Regions from separate parts of the Homo sapiens genome. Here regions 1, 2 and 4 are each linked to region 3. Evidence: read pairs that join two places in POLR2A ChIA-PET (ENCODE). Cell type or tissue: PC-9. All regions are shown on one strand. Region 1 overlaps FKBP9 (FKBP prolyl isomerase 9). Region 2 has its middle 52 kb from the start of NT5C3A. Region 3 has its middle 14 kb from the start of KBTBD2. Region 4 overlaps NT5C3A (5'-nucleotidase, cytosolic IIIA).

The links. ChIA-PET counts read pairs that join two places held together with the same protein. Peaks named below come from ENCODE experiments on the same cell type or tissue, not always from the same donor. Only the 100,000 strongest peaks of a DNase experiment are listed, where the experiment ranks them.
Region 1: POLR2A ChIA-PET joins it to region 3 with 26 read pairs; 3 of 35 experiments call an interaction of 5 or more read pairs at or near these places.
Region 2: POLR2A ChIA-PET joins it to region 3 with 10 read pairs; 4 of 35 experiments call an interaction of 5 or more read pairs at or near these places.
Region 4: POLR2A ChIA-PET joins it to region 3 with 16 read pairs; 11 of 35 experiments call an interaction of 5 or more read pairs at or near these places.

The regions. Positions count from the first base shown.
Region 1 is chr7:32,998,249-33,003,248 of GRCh38, forward strand. It overlaps FKBP9 (FKBP prolyl isomerase 9), which reads left to right. Exons shown (of 10, transcript NM_007270.5): 8 at 1,867-2,012; 9 at 4,428-4,591. It also overlaps the pseudogene RNU6-388P. Among named protein-coding and RNA genes, the nearest start is that of FKBP9, 43 kb to the left of the region's middle. RefSeq lists an enhancer at 385-970. In PC-9, no CTCF peak of the experiment used is centred here; no DNase peak of the experiment used is centred here.
Region 2 is chr7:33,008,655-33,013,654 of GRCh38, forward strand. No RefSeq gene overlaps it. Among named protein-coding and RNA genes, the nearest start is that of NT5C3A, 52 kb to the right of the region's middle. In PC-9, no CTCF peak of the experiment used is centred here; no DNase peak of the experiment used is centred here.
Region 3 is chr7:32,903,520-32,908,519 of GRCh38, forward strand. No RefSeq gene overlaps it. Among named protein-coding and RNA genes, the nearest start is that of KBTBD2, 14 kb to the left of the region's middle. RefSeq lists enhancers at 2,032-2,533, 2,534-3,033. In PC-9, no CTCF peak of the experiment used is centred here; DNase peaks (open chromatin) are centred at 1,982 and 2,312; H3K4me3 peaks cover 1,768 bases; H3K27ac peaks cover 1,424 bases.
Region 4 is chr7:33,038,349-33,043,348 of GRCh38, forward strand. All of the region lies in intron 1 of NT5C3A (5'-nucleotidase, cytosolic IIIA), which reads right to left. Among named protein-coding and RNA genes, the nearest start is that of NT5C3A, 22 kb to the right of the region's middle. RefSeq lists a silencer at 2,580-2,679. In PC-9, no CTCF peak of the experiment used is centred here; a DNase peak (open chromatin) is centred at 2,653; H3K4me3 peaks cover 417 bases; H3K27ac peaks cover 780 bases.

The DNA of each region.
Region 1 (5,000 bases), 95 kb after region 3:
GTTAGAAGGGTCTGTAAGGTCCGTGGCTGCTGTCACTGCTCCTGCTGATGTTCATATTCCTGTCCGCTGATCCTGAGGCTGAGGAAAGGGGAAGTGGGTGTGGGGAATGAACAAAGGAATTCCTTCTCGGAGGCTCCAGGATCTGCTTCTCACGTGGGGCGGGGAGAGTCAGTCTCCCTGCCTCCTGCTTGTGTTTGAAGGACTCATAACATCCTGGCAGAGCACTCAGGAGCCACATGAGCCAGAGCTCCTTATCAGGAAGTGCATTTTGTACTCTGAGAGCCTCTGTATTACATGTAAATCTGCAGCAGAAGAGTAGCGGCTGGCGTCCCTGCTGGTGTCTTCCTGGTGTGAGCTTCAGAATACTGGGCTAATGGAAAGCTTGGCCAGCACCTGCCTATCTGGTCCCAGCTAGAGCCCCGTGTGGGCTGGGCCCCATTCATCAGGACTAAGGCAGCAGCTGCTGCCTAGAAGGGAGGAGAGGAGTGGGAGTGAGCCGGGGAGGGTGAAGCAGGCAGGAAGCTGCAGGCCGGCGGTGGATGGGGCCAGGAAGCATGCAGGGGGAGTGAGGACCGTGTTTGAGAGAAACACTGCCCAAGAGAGAAAGAAAGAAAATCACAGGACCCGAGGAAAAAGAATGAGTGGTGTGTTCAGAGATGACACATGACAACAAATTGTTTGCTTGGAGAATTTTCTTACGCTTGCGTGTTTAAACTGGCCTCAAGGAGGAAGAAGAAACATGCGTTCCTGGATGACTGAGTTCTGGAATATTCTGTCATAAGACTTTGCAACTGGAGTAGCCCCAGAGAAAGGCAGGCAGTGAGAGTTGGCTCCCTCCCCAAAGCCATCCCTGAGTTGGCTTTGTTTGGGGTTCCTCCCAGGTGGGAAAACACAAACCCTGTCTTGGTTTGCTGGTAATCAGCTGGAGGAGGGAAAGAAGTGGCTGCCCTGGGTCCAGGGGAGGTCGGGAAGCCTGAGAAGAGGATATGACCCAAAGGGGCACCCGTCCATGTTGTCCCCAGTGCTCATGGGCATCAAGGGGGGTCAGGGGGCTTTTCTCCTTGGAGTAAAGAACATCAACACTGTTTGCCTTTAGGAAGTGATAGGAATGGCATAGATTTTGGCGTAGATTTATTTTTAGTAGTGACCGAAGTGATAGAGCAAACTTTTTTTTAACTGGCTTCCTGAGGCCCATGGCCATCAAGGATAATTAAACTCTTGGTGGTCTTTTTTTTTTTTTTTTAGTCTTAGACTGCTACAGACATAAACACTTTACACCTCAAGGCCAAACATTTATTGAGCCCTTTGTACTTCCCCTCCACTGTGCCAAGCATAACATGTTATTTGCGATTTAAAACGTCCCTGTGAGATAGCTATATTTGTTGTCTCCGTTTCATAGATAAAGTAACAGAGATTACATTTCTCAGGGTTAAATTAAGTGGCAGAACCAGGAATCCATCTCAGGTCTTGCTGAATCCAAAAGCCAGGGTTTTTTGTCTTGTTTTTGTTTTTGAGACAGAGTCTCACTCTGTCTCACAGGCTGGAGTGCAGGGGCACGATCCTGGCTCACTGCAGCCTCCACCTCCTGGGCTCAAGCAAAAAGGACCCCATTCCACTATGCTTCTCCACTCTGGAACTTCCACAGTCTTGCCTGGATTTTCATGGCCTTGACAGTTTTGAAGATGACAGCCAGACATTTTTCAGCATGTGCCCCAATTTGTTTTTGTCTGATGTTTCCTCATGATTAGATAGGGATTTGCATTTCTTTGGTAGAAATATCCTAGAAGTGATGTGTTCTTCTCATGGGAACACTCTCAGTGCCAATGGGTTGGTGACCTAACATGAGGCTCTTCTGTTTCATTTTAGGTGGAATTTAGGCAAAACTTACAATATTGTTCTGGGATCTGGGCAAGTTGTGTTGGGGATGGACATGGGTCTCAGAGAGATGTGCGTTGGCGAGAAACGGACAGTGATCATTCCGCCTCACCTGGGCTATGGGGAAGCTGGCGTGGGTGAGTAAGCAACGCTATTCAAGGGTGTTGGGGGCCCGCTTACTATCTGAATTTTGTGCTTTTTGGGGTGCCATAGTTAGAATCACAGCATGCTTCTTACATGTAATACCCAAAGAGTGTGTGGTTTCTATTTTTAAAAAATTATTTAGTATTTTTGTTTGGAGACCCCTGTGAATTCAGTGAGCCACGTCAATGCTCCATTACCCTCTTGAGAAAGAACCAGTTTGAGTGAAATAAATCTTGGATCTTCAGACCCATGTGTGGGAGGTGTCCCCAGGGGAGCTGTCCGGGAGGTTTCTCTGGGGTCAGACTGAGCACGTCCTTCTGGAACTGTTTCCTGGGACAGGTGGAATGCTGTAGGCCGTTGCTTTTCACTTCTGAGCCTGTAGGCTGTCCAAGACAGTTTCCTTTGGGAGAGATTAGTTGCAAGTTCTTGAAATACTGGCTTTACCTCATCCTCACAGTGGTTATGTTTTACTCCATCATTTCAGCCACAATGTGTCCTCCACGTGGGGATTCAATAACTTTTTTTTTTTCAGCGACAGGGTCTCACTCTGTCACCCAGGCTGGAGTGCAGTGGCACCATCATGGCTAACTGCAGCCTTGAACTCCTGGGCTCAAGCAATCTGCCCACCTCAGTCTCCCGAGTAGCTGGGACTACAGGCATGCACCACCTCGCCTGGCTAATTTTTTATTTTTTAGAGACAGAGTCTCGCTATCTTTCCCATGCTGGTCTTAACTCCTGGGCTCAAGCGATGCTCCTGCTTAGGCCTCCCAAAGCACTGGGATTATCAGTGTGAGCCACTGTGCCTGGCCCCAGGAACCCCTTCTTTTCAGTGTTTTCACACTGCTGATATCTGGACATGGAGGAGATAGGAAGAGCTAACTGGTAACAATGATAGGCACTGTGGATTGATATTTTTTCCCCGTAAAAGAATTGTAAAGTACATTGTTCTTCCTACCAATCCCAGAAGAAACGCTTTAAAAATTGTTGTATATTCTGGCCGGGTGCGGTGGCTCATGCCTGTAATCCCAGCACTTTGGGATGCCGAGGTGGGCAGATCACGAGGTCAGGAGATGGAGACCATCCTGGTTAACAGGGTGAAACCCCGTCTCTACAAAAAATTAGCTGGGCATGGTGGCGGGCACCTATAATCCCAGCTACTTGGGAGGCTGAGGCAGGAGAATCGTGTGAACCCAGGAGGTGGAGCTTGCAGTGAGCCGAGATCGTGCCACTGTACTGCAGCCTGGCGACAGGGCAAGACTCCATCTCAGAAAAAAAAAAATTGTTGTATATTCTTTAAGACTTTTTCTGTGATATATTATTAATAATTATAATACATAGCATATTATATATAACATATAATCTAGATAAAATATAATAATTTGGAATAATACACATTACCTTTATATATTCCATACTTAGATAACTTCTTTGGACCTATACTGTATACACTATTCTTGAATTTGTGCTTACAGTCAAATCTTGGATCATCATCTTCAGGCATATTGTTCAGATTCTAAAAGTTCTGCTGTTAGATTTACTTAAAAGTTTTACCATTGTATTGTAGTCTCTACAAGCAGCTTTCAAACTTTTTTCCACAAGACACACAGTAAGAAATACATTTTATTTCCCAATCTGTATTCCACATAAACATACAAGTTACACATATACACATTTATTTATTTCTTTTTAATCAACACATCACAAATTTGCTTGTCCTGTTTGCACGGAGGTCATGCTATTCTTCTCAGTATGGTTCCAATTTTAGTATGTGTTGCTAAAGTGAGCATTACTTTTAGTTTTATATATAAAATTTAAACTCAAGTTTCATGACACAATACCTATCTTTTCTAGAGGTACAAAGTATTCTGTTCCTTTTTTTTTTTTGAGATGGAGTCTCACTCGGTCACCCAGGCTGAAGTGCAATGGCGCGATCTCGGCTCACTGCAATGTTTGCCTCCCTGGTTCAAGCAATTCTCATGCCTCAGCTTCCCGAGTAGCTGGGACTACAGGTGCCCACCACCACACCAGCTAATTTTTGTATTTTTTGTAGAGATGGAGTTTCACCATGTTGGCCAGGCTGGTCTTGAACTCCTAATCTCAAGTGATCCGCCCGAGTCGGCCTCCCAAAGTGCTGGAATTATAGGCGTGAGCCACCATGCCTGGCCTCTATTCTATTCCTTAATTTAAAAAATAACTAAACGCTGGTCACCACCCTCTAAACTGATTTCGTGAGTCATTAACGGGCCACTGCCTACAGTGAGAAAGTGACTAGCCTCTGCTCCGCTTTCTTGCTTTGGTCAGAAGTCCCACTCTGAGTGAGGCTGCTGGAGGTTGGGGTGGGTGCTGGTTGTTGGGCTTGACTGCTGCCTGCCGGCTGACACCGCCTCCCGCTCCTGTCACCTGGACAGATGGAGAAGTGCCCGGCAGTGCCGTATTAGTGTTTGACATTGAGCTGCTGGAGCTGGTGGCTGGCCTTCCTGAGGGGTACATGTTCATATGGAATGGTGAGGTGTCACCCAACCTCTTTGAAGAAATTGACAAGGATGGCAACGGAGAAGTCCTCCTGGAAGAGGTAACTAACTGGCCTCTGTAGGAAGGTGGGACCGAAGAGCTCAGGGAGCCTGGTAAGGCCGTGGGGCCGGTTCTGAAGGTAAGGACTTCTAAGGGTGAGGCCAGCTGGCTGGAGGGCTTGTGAGATGACCAGCACACTTGTGTGCCAAGCGCTTTTACACACACCCTCTCGATGGAAGCTCACCATTCCTCTCTGAAGAAACCGATTCCCTAAGAGGTGTAGGGCATGATTCCAGGGCATACAGTCTGCATTTAGTTCTCGTTACTGGGTGCTCAATGCCTGCCTGTATGTGCTGAGTGTATTCTCTGATTTGGCCCTCACAGCAGCTGTTTTTTAGAAGAAACTGCACAGAGAAGGTAAATGACTTGTCCAAGGTCACACATCTACTCAGTTGTTTGAGCCAGGACCA
Region 2 (5,000 bases), 110 kb after region 3:
ATACTAAATAAGGGGCCAAGTACAGGGTAGAGATGCCACACAGCAATTTTTGTTTTTGTTTTCTAAATCAGTTCTCACCTGAGACAGCACTTTTTTTTTCTTTTTTTGAGACAAGGTTTGTCACCCAGGCCGGAGTACAATTGTGCGATCACAGCTCACTGCAGCCTTGACCTCCTGGGCTTAAGCAATCCTCCCATCTCAGCCTCCTGAGTAGCTGGGACCACAGGCAGGTGCCACCAAGCCCAGATATTTTTAATGTTTTTTGCCGAGATGGGATCTCACTATGTTGCCCAGGGTAGTCTCTTGAACTCTTGGCCTCAAGTGATCCTCCCACCTCTGTCTCCCAAAGTTTTGGGATTACAGGTGAGTCACTGTGCCTGGCCAGCCTCTGGACCTTCTGACAGGAACATTTATTGATAGGTACTATATTGTGACTACCTAACTCAGGATCTATACAGATTTTGACCCTACATATGAACTGGGTCATTGATACCTACTGTGGGATGAGAGTCTAATAGAACATGAACATGACATCTGAGTATGTTTGACACAACTAGGCCGCCTGCACATGTAAGCAGTATGCACCATTTTGTTAAAACCAGTGAGTTTTGATCTCTGATTATTTATGACTTTATAATTTTGTCCAAATACTTAAAAGATAGGAAAAAAATTCATTCTGGCAGGGAAATAGGTTTAACTGCAAGACTATACATAAACAGTGGACCCTGCCCCCATCTGTTACTTTACTATCTCAGGTTTCCAGGGACAAAGTTGCTTTTTTTGAAGACTTTTTCCCTTCACTCTCTCAGGGATCTGGAGTTTTTACTTAATAAGAATGCTGGGCTGGGTGTAGTAGCTCATGCCTGTAATCCCAGCACTTTGGGAGGCCAAGGTGGGAGGATCGCTTGAGCCCAGGAGTTTGAGACAATCCTGGGCAACACAGCTTATCTCTACAAAAAGTTTCAAAAAGTAGCCAGGCGTGGTGGTGCACACCTGTGGTCTGCTCGGGAGGCTGAGGTGGGTCACTTGAGCCTGGGAGGTTGAGGCTGCAGTAAGCCCCAATAGTGCTGCTGCACTCTAGCCTGGGCAGAGGGAGACCCCGCATCTCAAAAACAAAATAATATTCCTGATTATTTGTTGCTAGATGCAAATATAAAATATTTATGCTTATTAATAGTTTGTGTGTGGTTTCCATGCTTAATGTTGGAAATTCTGATTGGTCAGGCAATTTCTTCCAGCTTACACTGGCCATATTTAAATCTCATTTAAATGCAGACAACACCCACATTTATAGTTCCTGCTCAGATTTCTCCTTTGAGCTCTAGTCTGTCTATTTGGTATCTTCTCTTGTACGTCTCACAGGCATGTCAAACTTTGTATGTCCAAAACAGCATGTCTGTTCCCACTCCCTTGCCAACACCACCAAGCCTATTCCTCTCCATCTTCCCTGGCACCCATGTGTCCAAAGCAGACATCAGCGACCCCCTGCTCTCTCATCTCATCTTTACATATTTAAGCCAACAGCAAGTTTTGTCAATTCTGTCTCTAAGCTACTCCTGGAAATGACCCACTTCTCTCCAGTTCCACAGCCCCAGCCCCAAAAACCAACCATTATTTCTAGCTGGAACTGCTGTAATAGCCCCCAAACTGGTGTGCTTGGGTTTATCTGCCCTCGCTAGTCCCTGCCCCACGTGGCAGCAGTGATCCTGCCCCTCCTTTGCAAGGAGAGAAAAACCAAAGTTCTTATGATTTATAAAGCCCTCCATGATCTGGCACCCACCTACTTCCCGTTCAACGCCTGATGCCATTCTTCCCTTTGTTCATAATACTGTTAAACCAGTTCTCAGTTCTTCAAATGGCCTAAAACTTTCTCACTTGGGACCTTCCACACCCTGTTCCCTCTCCTAGGAATGTTTCTACCTCAACTCCTCACATGGCTAGGTCCTTATCCTTCAGACTTTGGCTTAAATATCACCTGAGAAGAGCTTCCTCTGACTACCATATCTAAAATAGATCTCTGTTGGCTGGGTGTGGTGGCTCACGCCTGTAATCCCAGCACTTTGGGAGGCCGAGGTGGGCAGATCACGAGGTCAGAAGATCGAGACCATCCTGGCTAACACCCCGTCTCTACTAAAAATACAAAAAATTAGCCGGGCGTGGTGGCGGGCGCCTGTAGTCCCAGCTACTCGGGAGGCTGAGGCAGGAGAATGGCGTGAACCCAGGAGGCGGAGCTTGCAGTGAGCCAAGATCACGCCATTGCACTCCAGCCTGGGCAACAGAGTGAGACTCCATCTCAAAAAAATAAAAAATAAATAAATAAATAAAGTAGGTCATTTGTGTTTTCTTCAGAGCATTTACCATATTCATAATTGCTACTCTTTCCTCCTGTTTGACCCACTAGGAATGGAAGCTACACGAGGGCAGGAAGCATGACTGATTTTTTTTTTTTTTTTTTTTTTTTTTGGGGCAGAGGGGACAGTTTCACTCTTGTTGCCCAGGCTGGAGTGCAATGGCACAATCTCAGCTCACTGCAACCTCCACCTCCCAGGTGCAAGCGATTCTCCTGCCTCAGTCTCCCAAGTAGCTGGGATTACAGGCGCACACCACCATGCCCAGCTAATTTTTGTATTTTTAGTAGAGATGGGGTTTCTCCATGTTGGTCAGGCTGGTCTCGAACCCCCGACCTCACGTGATCTGCCCGCCTCGGCCTCCCAAAGTGCTGGGATTTTACAGGCATGAGCCACCGCATCCAGCCCTGATTTAACTACTGTTTCCCTAGAACTCAGCACAACATAGAGACTTGTTGAGTAAGTGACTTTTCATTTAATCCTCATCTCTAGTTAATACTCCCCTTTACAGATAAAAAACTAAGGCTTGGAGAAGTTAGAAACTTATTGCAGATGACAGAATCACAGATTCAGATCCAGGTCTGACTATTTCAAAGCTGTGTCCCTTGCACCTTGATCACTTTTTATGTGTTAAACTGGTACTGAAACACCAGACTAAGTACAAAAAGCAGCATGACTGTTGACTCTCTGGGTAACTCTGGAGAAGTTTCAGGATAAGTTATTCAAGATTACATTGATCTTTTCCTTGCTGATTCTCCCTAGGGTATATCAAAGAGAAAACTGAACCTGAAGGCCGGTTAAACAGACCTTCGGTCATCTACCAAAATTTGGGTGACTATTAAATAGACCATGGAAGGTAGACTTCTCGTGAAATCACTCCAGAATGAGCTAGTATTACTGATGGTTGTTTTCATTTTTTTCCAGTTTTGTCAAAATTGTTAGCTCTAGCCCTCAAAATTACTTTATTTCATAAAGTAAAATTTAAAGTTGAATAAAACCACTGGCTAACGCTAGGCTCTTTGGAGAATATGGTAGTTACCATACACTACCAGTATTTGCTGGGGCTGCAAAAGATCATTCCATTTCATTGATTCAACAAAACACTGTACTGGGGGATATAACAGCTTATACATTTGTGGACGGATTCTACCTAACATTGAATACTTGGACTGTTTTAAATGCATACATAAATTTCAAATGCATACATAAAAGATGAGCATATCTACTTATGAATCTAGAAGCTATATCACCATCTTCACTTAATAGATGAGCAAACTGGGACACAGGCTCAATAATTTGTCCTGGTCACACTCTTAATGGCTATACTAAACTGGTCTGAAAACTGAACTCAAATACCAATATTTTAAATTTCAGTAGCATCAGGTGGCAGTGAGATGTGATAGGTTGATAAACATATCATGGAAGAAGCATGAGACTCAATTTATGGAATTGGTTAGAAGAGGCCTTAGAGAGTGCATGTTCTTATGGCATTCATTATATAGGGAGGTGACTGAACCTGTACTCTTAGTAAGGGGCTGAGCCATGACCAGAATGTAGATCATGACTTCAGTGTTCTTTAGATTTACAGCATGCAATATACTTACTCATGGAAGCATATTATAAACACCTTTGGGAAACAGCCAATATAAGCTCTGATTGCAATACAGGGGTAAAGAGCTATCATTGAATCAGATTCCCAACTGTTTTTTCTATGTGCAAAAGTCCTGCAGGTAATTCTGATACTCCCATGCCATGCTATCTGCTTTAATGCAAGAAGTTATTTTCAGTTTGATTTTAGAAACACTTAGGCAGGGTCTAGTCTGCCTTTTGCCATTGCATTTTTGTTTCATTGTTTATTTATTGAGATGAGGTCTTGCTCTGTCACCCAGGCTGGAGTACAGGGGCATGATCTCAGCTCACTGCAAGCATTGGCCCCCCGGGCTCTAGCAATCCTCCTACCTTAGCCTCCTGAGTACCTGGAACCACAGGTGCGCACCATCATGCCTGGCTAATTTTTTGTATTTTTAGTAGAGACTGAGTCCTGCCATGTTGCCCAGGCTGGTCTTGAACTCCGCCTTGGCCTCCCAGAATGCTGGGATTACAGATGTGAGCCACTGCACCTGGCCTCATTATTTTTATGCTTTTTTGAGATAAGTTCTTGCTCTGTTGACCAGCCTGGAGTGCAGTGGTGCAATCACAGCTCACTGCAGCCTCAACCTCCCCAGGCTCAGGTGATTCTCCCACCTCAGCCTCCTGTGTAGCTGGGACTACAGGTGCATCACCATGCCTGGCTAATTTTTTGTAGAGACTGGGGTCTCCCTATGTTGCCCAGGCTGATCTCAAACATCTAGGCTCAAGCGATCCACTCGCCTTGGCCTCCCAAAGTGCTGGGATTACAGGTGTGAGCCTCCGTGCCTGGCCTGCTTCATTGCTTATGATGATGAAAAGGAGTGGTGGGGGAGGATAAGGATGGGCATTCCCAGGACAAAAAGGTTTCCTAACATGTGACCTTGCCTTCCAGCCACATCTGACTGAACTAGAGACTGCTGCTCACACTGGATGGCCAGAATGAATCAGATCATGCTTTGTGTGTATCATAGCTCAGGTGCTTATATAAGCAAACCAATTAGGTGTTCATAGGATCTGGAATTA
Region 3 (5,000 bases):
TGACAGAAAAGTAGTCACAATAATATGAAAAAATGATATATAAATTCAGTGAAAACTAGAGAAATAAAAATCTGAAACTGTGAGTTATTTCTCAAGTAAATGAAGAGAATATCAAGAATCTTTCCCAGCACTTTTTTTTTTTTTTGACAGAGTCTCACTCCATCGCCCAGGCTGGAGTGCAGTGCCAGTGATCTCAGCTCACTGCAGCCTATGCCTCCCAAGTTCAAGAGATTTCTCCTGCCTCAGCCTTCCAAGCTGGGACCACAGGCACACGCCACCATGCCCGGCTAATTTTTTGTATTTTTAGTAGAGATGGAGGGGGTTCTTACCATGTTGCCCAGGCTGGTCTCAAACTCCTGAGTAAAGGCAATCCACCCACCTCGGCCTCCCAAAGTGCTAGGATTACAGGTATGAACCACCACATCCGGCCAGCACTTCTGATCTATAAATACAACTGTCCTCAACCAACAGTTTACTTCATTTATTGTAATACATTCATAATTCAAAGATGTGATTGCCACTGAAAAGTATTTTTCAGGGGAGGGGTTGGGAAGGGGAAAAAATTATTTTTCAAAGGAAGTTATTGGCTGGGTGAGGTGGCTGACACCTGTAATCTCAGCACTTTGGGAGGCCAAGGCAGGTGGACTGCCTGAGTTTGAGACCAGCCTGGGCAACATGGTGAAGCACCATCTCTACAAAAGACACAAAAAATTAGCCAGGCATAGTGTTGTGTGCCTGCAGTCCCAGCTACTCGGGAGGCTGGTGTGGGAGGATCATGGAGCCCAGGAGGTCAAGGCTGCAGTGAGTTGTGATTGTGCCACTGCACTCCAGCCTGGGTAACAGAGCGAGACTTAATCTCGAAAAAAAAAAAAAGTTATTTACTGTGAAGAGAGGCAGAATATGCCACACCAAAATATGCCACTTTAGTATAAGGATTATTTTGAGCTACTTGAAAAACAGCAGATGCAAGAAGGGCACCCTGATCTCTTTTCTTCCCGAAAACAGGAAATAAGAACTCCCACATGAAAGATGCCCTCCTTGTACGAGGAGAAAAGAAACATTCTTCAATGGGACATCATAGCTGAGAGAATTCAGTGGAAATGACCTTGTTAAAATAATTATTGTTTTGGCAGGTGCCTGTAACCCCAGCTACTCGAGAAGCTGAGGCAGGAGAATTGCTTCAACCTGGGAGTCGGAGGTTGCAGTGAGCCAAGATCGCGCCACTGCACTCCAGCCTGGGTGACAGAGCAAGACTCCATCTCGGAAAAAAAAAAAAAAAAAAACAAATATATATATATATATATATATATGTGTGTGTGTGTGTGTGTGTGTGTGTGTGTGTGTGTGTATATGTATATATATGTGTGTGTATATATATGTGTATATATGTATGTATATATGTGTATATATGTATGTATATATGTATGTGTATATATGTATGTATATATGTATGTGTATATATGTATGTATATATGTATGTGTATATATATGTATGTGTATATATATGTATGTATATATATATTGTAGCATCCACACATAATTTAGTCACTTTTCTACAACTGCCTCTCGTTATTCAACTTAATATAAAAGCATTTAGATTTCGCCACTTCTCTGGGTGCTCATTTCCTTATGAGGGCTCTAAATGATTCAGGGCAGGTGAGCCCCAAAATTGGGGCTTAACCCAGGAAGTTTCTTGGCTTCACCCAGCAAAGAATTCAAAAGTGAGCTGGCGGTGTTAGACAGCAACATTTATTGAAGCGGCGGTGCACAGCCGCAGAAGCACTGCTCCTTGTGGAGTGGGGCTATCCAGCAGGCTGTGTGCCCAGAGTAGCAGCTCAAAGGCAGGTCTGTAGTCATGTTCACATCTGCTTGTAATTATATGCAAATTAAGGGGTGAATTATGCGCAAGTTTCTAGGAAAAGTAATGCAGACGTTTCTAGGAAAACAACCCCGGTCGTAGGGTCGTTACCAGGAAAGGGGTGGCAACTTCTGGGTGTTGCCATGGCAATGGTAAACTCACATGGCACATTAGTGGGCGTGACTTATGGAAAGTAGTTTCCTCAATCTGGTCCCCTCTTTGAGCCTCGCCTTTGGAATCCCACCTCCTACCTCACCGTGTCATTTAAAACATATAAATTTGTATGCTTTTCTCTTTTTTTATTTATGGCAATTTATCAGGCTCAGCTAAAAACCCTCAGGGTAGAGGTAAACTTTTGCATCCCCTTTTCTGAAATAGAAAAACTGGCATTCGTATCAGATAGGTTCATTCTATCTGCGAGATGGTAATTTTTTTTTTTTTTTTTTTTTTTTTTTTTTTGAGGCGGAGTCTCGCTCTGTCGCCTAGGCTGGAGTGCAGTGGCGCGATCTTGACGCGCTGCAAGCTCCGCCTCCCGGGCTCACGCCATTCTCCTGCCTCAGCCTCCGGAGTAGCTGGTACTACAGGCGCCCGCCACCCCACCCGAAGAATTTTTTGTATTCTTAGCGGAGACGGGGTTTCACCGTGTTAGCCAGGATGGTCTCGATCTCCTGACCTCGTGATCCACCCGCCTCGGCCTCCCAAAGTGCTGGGATATATATTACCCGGGCGTGGTGGCGGGCGCCTGCAGTCCCAGCTACTCCAGAGGCTGAGGCAGGAGAATGGTGTGAACCCGGGAGATGGAGGTTGCAGTGAGCCGAGATCGCGCCACTGCACTCCAGCCTGGGCGACAGAAGGAGACTCCGTCTCAAAAAAAAAAAAAAAAAAAAAAAAGAATCTTGGATCTGATTTTGGGCTGGATGTTGTGCCTCATGCCTGTAATTGGGAGGCTGAGCTGGGCAGATGACTTGAGCCCACGAGTTGAAGACCAGCCTGGGCAACATGGTGAAACCTTATCTCTACAAAAAAACACAAAAGTTAGCTGGGTGTGGTGGTGCATGCCTGTGGTCCCAGCTACTCAGGAGGCTGAGGTGGGAGGATCACTTGAGCCCAGGGAGGTCGGGGCTGCGGTTACACCACTGCACTCCAGCCTGAGTGACACAGCGAGACTCTGTCTCAAAAAAAAAAAAAAAAAGAATCTTGGATCTGATGTTGATACACACGAAAAGGGTGAAAGCAAATGTTCCCCAAGACAGTACAGAGATGTAGAATAATTCTTAGACCTTAGGTTACTGTTAAAAGTTCCACCATGTATGGGTGGATCTTTCATGTGAAACTTTGAAAACTAATATGAAAGCCACTCATATAATGCAGTTCTATTGCTGAACATGAAATTCTATTAAAATTGAGATTTTTATGTCCTGAAGCTCTGGTTCTGATTGCTCACTCCGAACAAGTTTCCTTTAGTACACCTATTGGATATATTGCTTTACCTGGTTGAACATCTACATTAAAAAAATGTTTTACAGGCCAGGAGTGGTGGCTCACGCCTGTAATCCCAGCACTTTGGGAGGCCAAAGCCGGCGGATCACCTCAGGTCGAGAGTTTGAGACCAGCCTGATGAACATGGAGAAACCCTGTTTCTACTAAAATTACAAAAAAATTAGCTGGACTGGTGGCACATGCCTGTAATCCCAGCTACTGGGGAGGCTGAGGCAGGAGAATCACTTGAACCTGTGAGGTGGAGGTTGTGGTGAGCCGAGATCGTGCCATCGCTCTCTAGACTGGGAAACAAGAGCGAAACTCCGTCTCAAAAAAAAAAAAAAAAAACTGGAAGTTTAACAGGCGAAAGAAAAAGCTCTCTGCACAGAGAGGGGTCCCGGAGAAAATGGGTTGCTACTTCTGCAATGAAATGCAGAAGGTGTTTTTGTTTGTTTGTTTTTTGAGATGGAGTCTTGCCCTGTTGCTCAGGCTGGAGTGCAATGGTGCAATCTCAGCTCACTGCAACCTCTGCCTCCCGGATTCAAATGATTCTCCTGCCTCAGCCTCCCCAGTAGCTGGGATTACAGGTGCCTGCCACCACGCCCAGCTATTTTTTGTATTTTCAGTAGAGACGGGGTTTCATCATGTTGACCAGGCCGGTTTCCAACTCCTGACCTCGTGATACACCCGCCTCGGCCTCCCAGAGTGTTGGGATTACAGGTGTGAGCCACCGTGCCCGGCTGAAATGCAGAAGGTTCTATAGATGAGCTTGAGGAGGTGGTGTCTGATTTACATAGGGCATGAAAGATTGATCTGACCAGGTGTGTTATTTGCATAGCACACAAAGAAGCTGGCTGCCCCACCCTAATCTTTTATTATGCAGATGGATTTTCTACCTGGCTGGCACCATGTTGCCTGTTCCTTTACTGCACACATGGTGACAAAGAAAAGGGAAGATGGAGCCTCCATGTTGAACATGCCTGGGCCTCAATTAGCCCTTTTCTATTGGCACACCTGTGCAAGTGTCCAGCTTGCTTATCATGGATTACATGGGATTTTGTAAATTATCCCAGTGACTTCACTATTACAATGTCCCAGTTTAGAGGTGAGTACTGGAAGCTTAGCTCATCCAGTCAGAGAGCAAGTGGCACGAAAGAGTCTTGGTGTTGAGTATCCCTGCCACCCTCCAAGCCCTTGTGCTGGGCTGTTAAACAGCAGTCCCTTGACTCAGAGGCCGTTTCTGCCCTGCAGTGATCATAAAGACTAACTAAATTCAGGCAAAATGTCAAGATAAGGCCTTTAGCTTCATTATAAAATGGAAACTAAAGATACATTGATAGTAATTCTCTGTATAACTTATCTTGCATCTATTACATGAGATATTTCAGAAAATGTTTTGATTTCCGTTATTTCCTAGGAAACAAATTGCTGAGTTCCACCTGAAGGAAGACTTTACTAATGCCAATGTCATGTTAGGAAGATCTTTCTTCATTTCAACTAACAAAGCTCTGGTACACCAGTGAACAAGTTAAATAATGGGATATATAAAACCTTTTCAACTAGAAGTTTGTTTGTTTTTGAGACGAAGTCTCACTCTTTCACCCAAGCTGGAGTGCAGTGGTGTGATCTCAGCTCACTGCAACCTCCACCTCCCGGGTTCAAG
Region 4 (5,000 bases), 130 kb after region 3:
CTCTGAAGTATGGCTCTTTTTGGAACATACATTTTGAGTTTAAAGGGGAAAAAAGTCAGTATAAGTTGGTAAAAGAATGATCATCTTTCTCATGGTCTCATCAAATAAAAACAAAGAGTGATAAGAAATTTGATGGCCAACTTTAGGACCTTTTTTTTTTTTTTGGTAAGTATACCAACAATTCATGAATACTATGCAAATTTCAACTAAAGATCTTTCATTCTTGCCAGTCCTCACTAGCAATCTGACCAGAATTTATCTTTGTTCAAAGATAATCTCACATAAAGTGATACTGCAGTCCTTATACAAAAATTACTCTAAGGTCTTATCATTTAAAAAGTGTAAAGACTCAGGTGTAAAATGTCAGCATTCTGGCACTATTCTAAGGAAGACACTGAAAATTAGGGCAGAGTATTTTTAAACCAATAGGCTTGTAAACCTATACCTGGTATATAAAGTTCTGGCTTACTTTGCCAATGGTCATCTGTTGCAGATGCTTCAAGAGAAGAGTTGCTGGAAAAAACACATCAAGTGTAGAAGACGTGTTCAAAAATAGAAAATACTGCCCTTGATCTACGAACTCTCTTCAAAGGAAGTTTTAACATTTTAAGTCTTCAGAGTCTTTAAATGTGAACTGGAAAATGTGGAAACTGGAAAATAATTACTTTGTGTGCTTTTTGTATGAGATTAAGGTCTCTACTATAGCAGAGTTCTTTACAAGGAATATGTAGGACAAGTCTAAAGACTGAAGCAAGAGGTAAGAACTTCACTTAACACAAACTTGATAACTGAAAACTTTAGTTATCACAGTATTTCATTCTGATGATAGTTTACAAGTCAATTAATGAAAATTGATTGGTATGTCTACATGAAAAAAAATTACCTGATTTAAAGCAAGTCTTAAAGTACCTGAATGCAAACTGATTACTTTTAAAGGTCTACTTGACTCTGTCTTACAGGAAAGTGAAAAAGATTAAATTCATGAATATAGCTTTAAAAACTGTGACTGCTTTAATTGTGATACTCGCAGAAACATGTAAACTACATTGATAAGGTAATAAAATTGTGAATGCTAAACTGTGTATTACTCACATAAGAAAAGGCATATATTACCATAATATGGACACAGTATCCGCAACAGTACCAAACATCAATTTTTCCTATACTTTTTCAGTAACCTGTACTATTTGACTTTCTTAAGCTTGGGTTTTTTGTTTTTTTTTTTTTTTAATGTTACTGTCTTCGGGTGATTAGCACATGCAAAATCAAACTGTAACTTCATCTTTTCTGTATGGCTGTAATAATTTGGTGGGGCATTTAAATAATTCTTCCTAATTAGATTTTCAACTCAGCGGTGGGGAAAAAGAAACACACACGCTGCAAAGTGAAACTTTCTCAATACAGGCATAAAACAAAAATGAAACTAAATAGCAAAGAGTGGGAGGGGTAGAAGAGATATAGGAGGAAAGAGGAAAAAACAGATTTCAAAAGCTAGTTATTTAAAAATGGGCAATTTTAACCAATTTTCCCAAATGGTAAAGCAGCTACTGAGTCAGAATTTTGTGGATATTTATGCAAATAAACAATTTCAATGTTTAGAATTTATTCCTCTATCCTTCCCACATTCACTACCTCTAATATCTAATAGCATTTTTTCAAGATAAGTAAACCACATACAGCACATGGAAACTAAGTAATTTATACTGACAACCCTTAAGACACCCTGAGTTCTTCTGTCCTTGAATTTGTCCTAGGACAACAGCATAGGTGACAAGCACTACCCAGAGATGCCGGGCTTGGATGCAGGCTGCCAATAAAAACTAAGCAAACTGCTTTAAGAAATGATCTGCAGCATGATCTAACTTCTCTGATTTAAAGGAAAAAAAAACCTATAAAATATAGATAATTCAATTATTTAAATATAACTTAGCCATAATATTCTAGGCTTTTACTGTAATATAAATTTTTGAATCTTAATTTTCAATATATAATTTGTTATAAATCAGTAATCTAGCTTTTATCAATTCATAAAACATACCAGTGATAATCCCATTCTATAAAATCCTGGGTAAAGCTCACATGCACAAAATAAAAATTGATAATCTTTATTACTACCCATAATAACTGTTCCTAATCCTAGTAACACAAAGCTTGTGGCTGTCAGTAAAACTGAGTCACATAGCCAACTGAATGAACAACCAAATTGAATCTTAGAGTGTTTCCCCTCAACCTGGAAAGAGACTTCTGAAGGTACTTTGCTTTTTCTCAACATCTACAGGTGAAACAAGAAGCTCTTAAAATTAGAACATATAAAATGTAATTTCTGAGACCTAAGACTCTTCAAAGTTTTGCACATTCATTTCTTCACAAATTATAAAGAAGTTTTGCATTATACTGGAACATTATTTTATTTCCTAAGTTTGTATTTCAAAATGCCCAAAATTTCAGTAAGTTATAGAATCAAATAAGAATCACATAAAGTTAGACAAGAGAAACTCATTTACATGAACCGTACACACTTACCCTGAAGGTAACCGGACGAGCTACACCAGCAAAAGAAAATTCTTCCTGTCTGAGAAGTACTAATATAGCACAAGGTGCAACTGAGGGCGGTTCCAAAAGCCTTGACTAAGCCCTATGCAAAAACCTTGTGACGCACTGCTGCACAGTACTTTATATATGCTCTTGGTTACAGCCTCGCTAGCTCTGAGCTAGTCACAAGTCAATCTACATAACATTATCAATTGAAGTTATGTGACGATTAAAGAGAAGGTAAATCTGTACTATTAGAACTGGCAACTGGCTCTGGAAAGAAAAGAGGAACCTCTACACTAACACTTAAAAACATTCCTTTCCACCTGGTTTGTCAGTGGTTTGTCAGTGTACTTCTGATATGTGAACTTTTCTGTATATTCTATTTTAATACAAAGTTAAAAAGATTAGGTTGCTGTTGCCAGGGCTGGAGGAGGAGGATGGGGAATTATTGCTCAATGGATAGAGTTTCAGTTTTAGAAGATGAAAAGAGTTCTGGAGTGGACAGTGGTTATGGTTGCACGGTAGTGTAGATGTACTTAATGCCACCAAATGAAATGCTTAAAAATGGTTTAAATGGTACGATTTATATTATGTATATTTTACCACTATTAAAAAAAAGATTAGCTCACTTAAAGTCCATAAACAAAAAGACATGATATATGCAAATGTGGTCAAAAAACTGTTAATAGTCTTTATCAAAGGGCAGTGGGATTTAAAGTAATTTTTATATTTTCTTATACTTTTAATAAGACCAGCCATAAAATCTGAAAATAAAAATTAATTTCTGTTTTTAAAAATGGGGGGAAAAAGTTCCTGCCTGTTAAAAATAAGAGCAGTCCAACTGTCATGAAGAAAAAAAAATTTTTTTTTTTAAAAGAGAACTAGTCTTGCTTTTAACCTGAGTAGTAGGGTGGCAATATGCTAATACCATGTGTCAGGACCTGATAGATAAGTTATGCCATGGGCTGTGGGAACCTTTATCATTAGGGAACATGGCTACACTACACTTATGTAAATAAATTTTTATTATCGGCTTTCTCTCTACTGTCCTCAGAGAAATCTAGTCTAGTAATATTTCAGTAATCAAATTTTGTGAAGTATCGTTCTCTATTAAAAACAACATGAAAAAAATTTTAAATTGCTGTTAAAAATGGTGTTAAAAAACTATCCAGGCTGGGTGTGGTGGCTCATGCCTGTAATCCCTGCACTTTGGGAAGCCTAGGCGGGTGGATCACCTGAGGTCAGGAGTTCGAGACCAACCTGGCTAACATGATGAAACCCCATCTCTACCAAAAATACAAAAAATTAGCCGGGCCTGGTGGCAGGCACCTGTAATCCCAGCTACTCAGGGTAGGAGAATCACTTGAACCCAGGAGGCGGAGGTTGCAGTGAGCTGAGATTGCGCCACTGCACTCCAGCCCAGGCAACAAGAGCAAAACTGTCTCAAAAAAAACAAAAAACAAAAAAACCCCAAAAAAACAAAAAACAAAACTATCCAAATTTGTATCTACCAAACGTGAAACCTTTGACACTGCTATCTTATTTAAATAAAATAATAAAATTCATAATGAAACACTCCTCTAAGAGGACAGCCTATTATCTCTAATCAGTAATGAAGACTCAAGGGCCACAAAGGGCTCCATTTCTAAAATATTTCTGTATTATGTATGAAAATGATGACTTAAATGTACTTTAATATTATTAGAGTTGACAATGGTAAGAATTTAAAATACATCACTTTGAAAGATGATTCACAGATCACTTTCAACAACCAAGAATATTGAAATGATAGTTCTACAATCTTTTTGGAGTGCAATTTAGAAATACTATTAAAAGCATTAGAAATATACATTCCCTTTGACACATCAATTTTGTGTCTAGAAATTTTTCCTAAAGAAATTAGGCAGTACACAAAACTTTAGCTGCCAGGACGTATACTGCAAATTTGTTTTATAATTCTGGGAAACTTGAAACAACCTAAATGGCCAATATTCAAATGTTCACTAATACAGAAGAGGTGAATAAGCTGTGATACATACAGAAAATATAAAATTATACTGCTCTTAAAAATGATTATTATGAATAGCTAAAATGTATTGTGTTTACTATGTGCCAGATGCCTCTAAGCACTTGACATTCCTTGTCTCATATAATACTTATAAACAACCCTAGAAGGTATGTGCTAGTATTATTTTCAATTTACTGGTGGGCAAATTAAGCCTTATACTTGATAAGCGGCAGAAATGGATTCTAACTCAGTTCTCTCTAACTTCAGAATCCATGTTTCAGATCACTGCACAGTACTGCTCCATGAGCTGAGTATTTACAGACATATGGTCTACTACTGATTGAAAAAAGTTATAATATCTACAGCAAGAGTCCAATTTGAGAAGGAAAAATCTTTATACAAGTATAGGAAAGTTTAAAATAGAATACATAAGACAGTATTTGTAATGACATTAAGG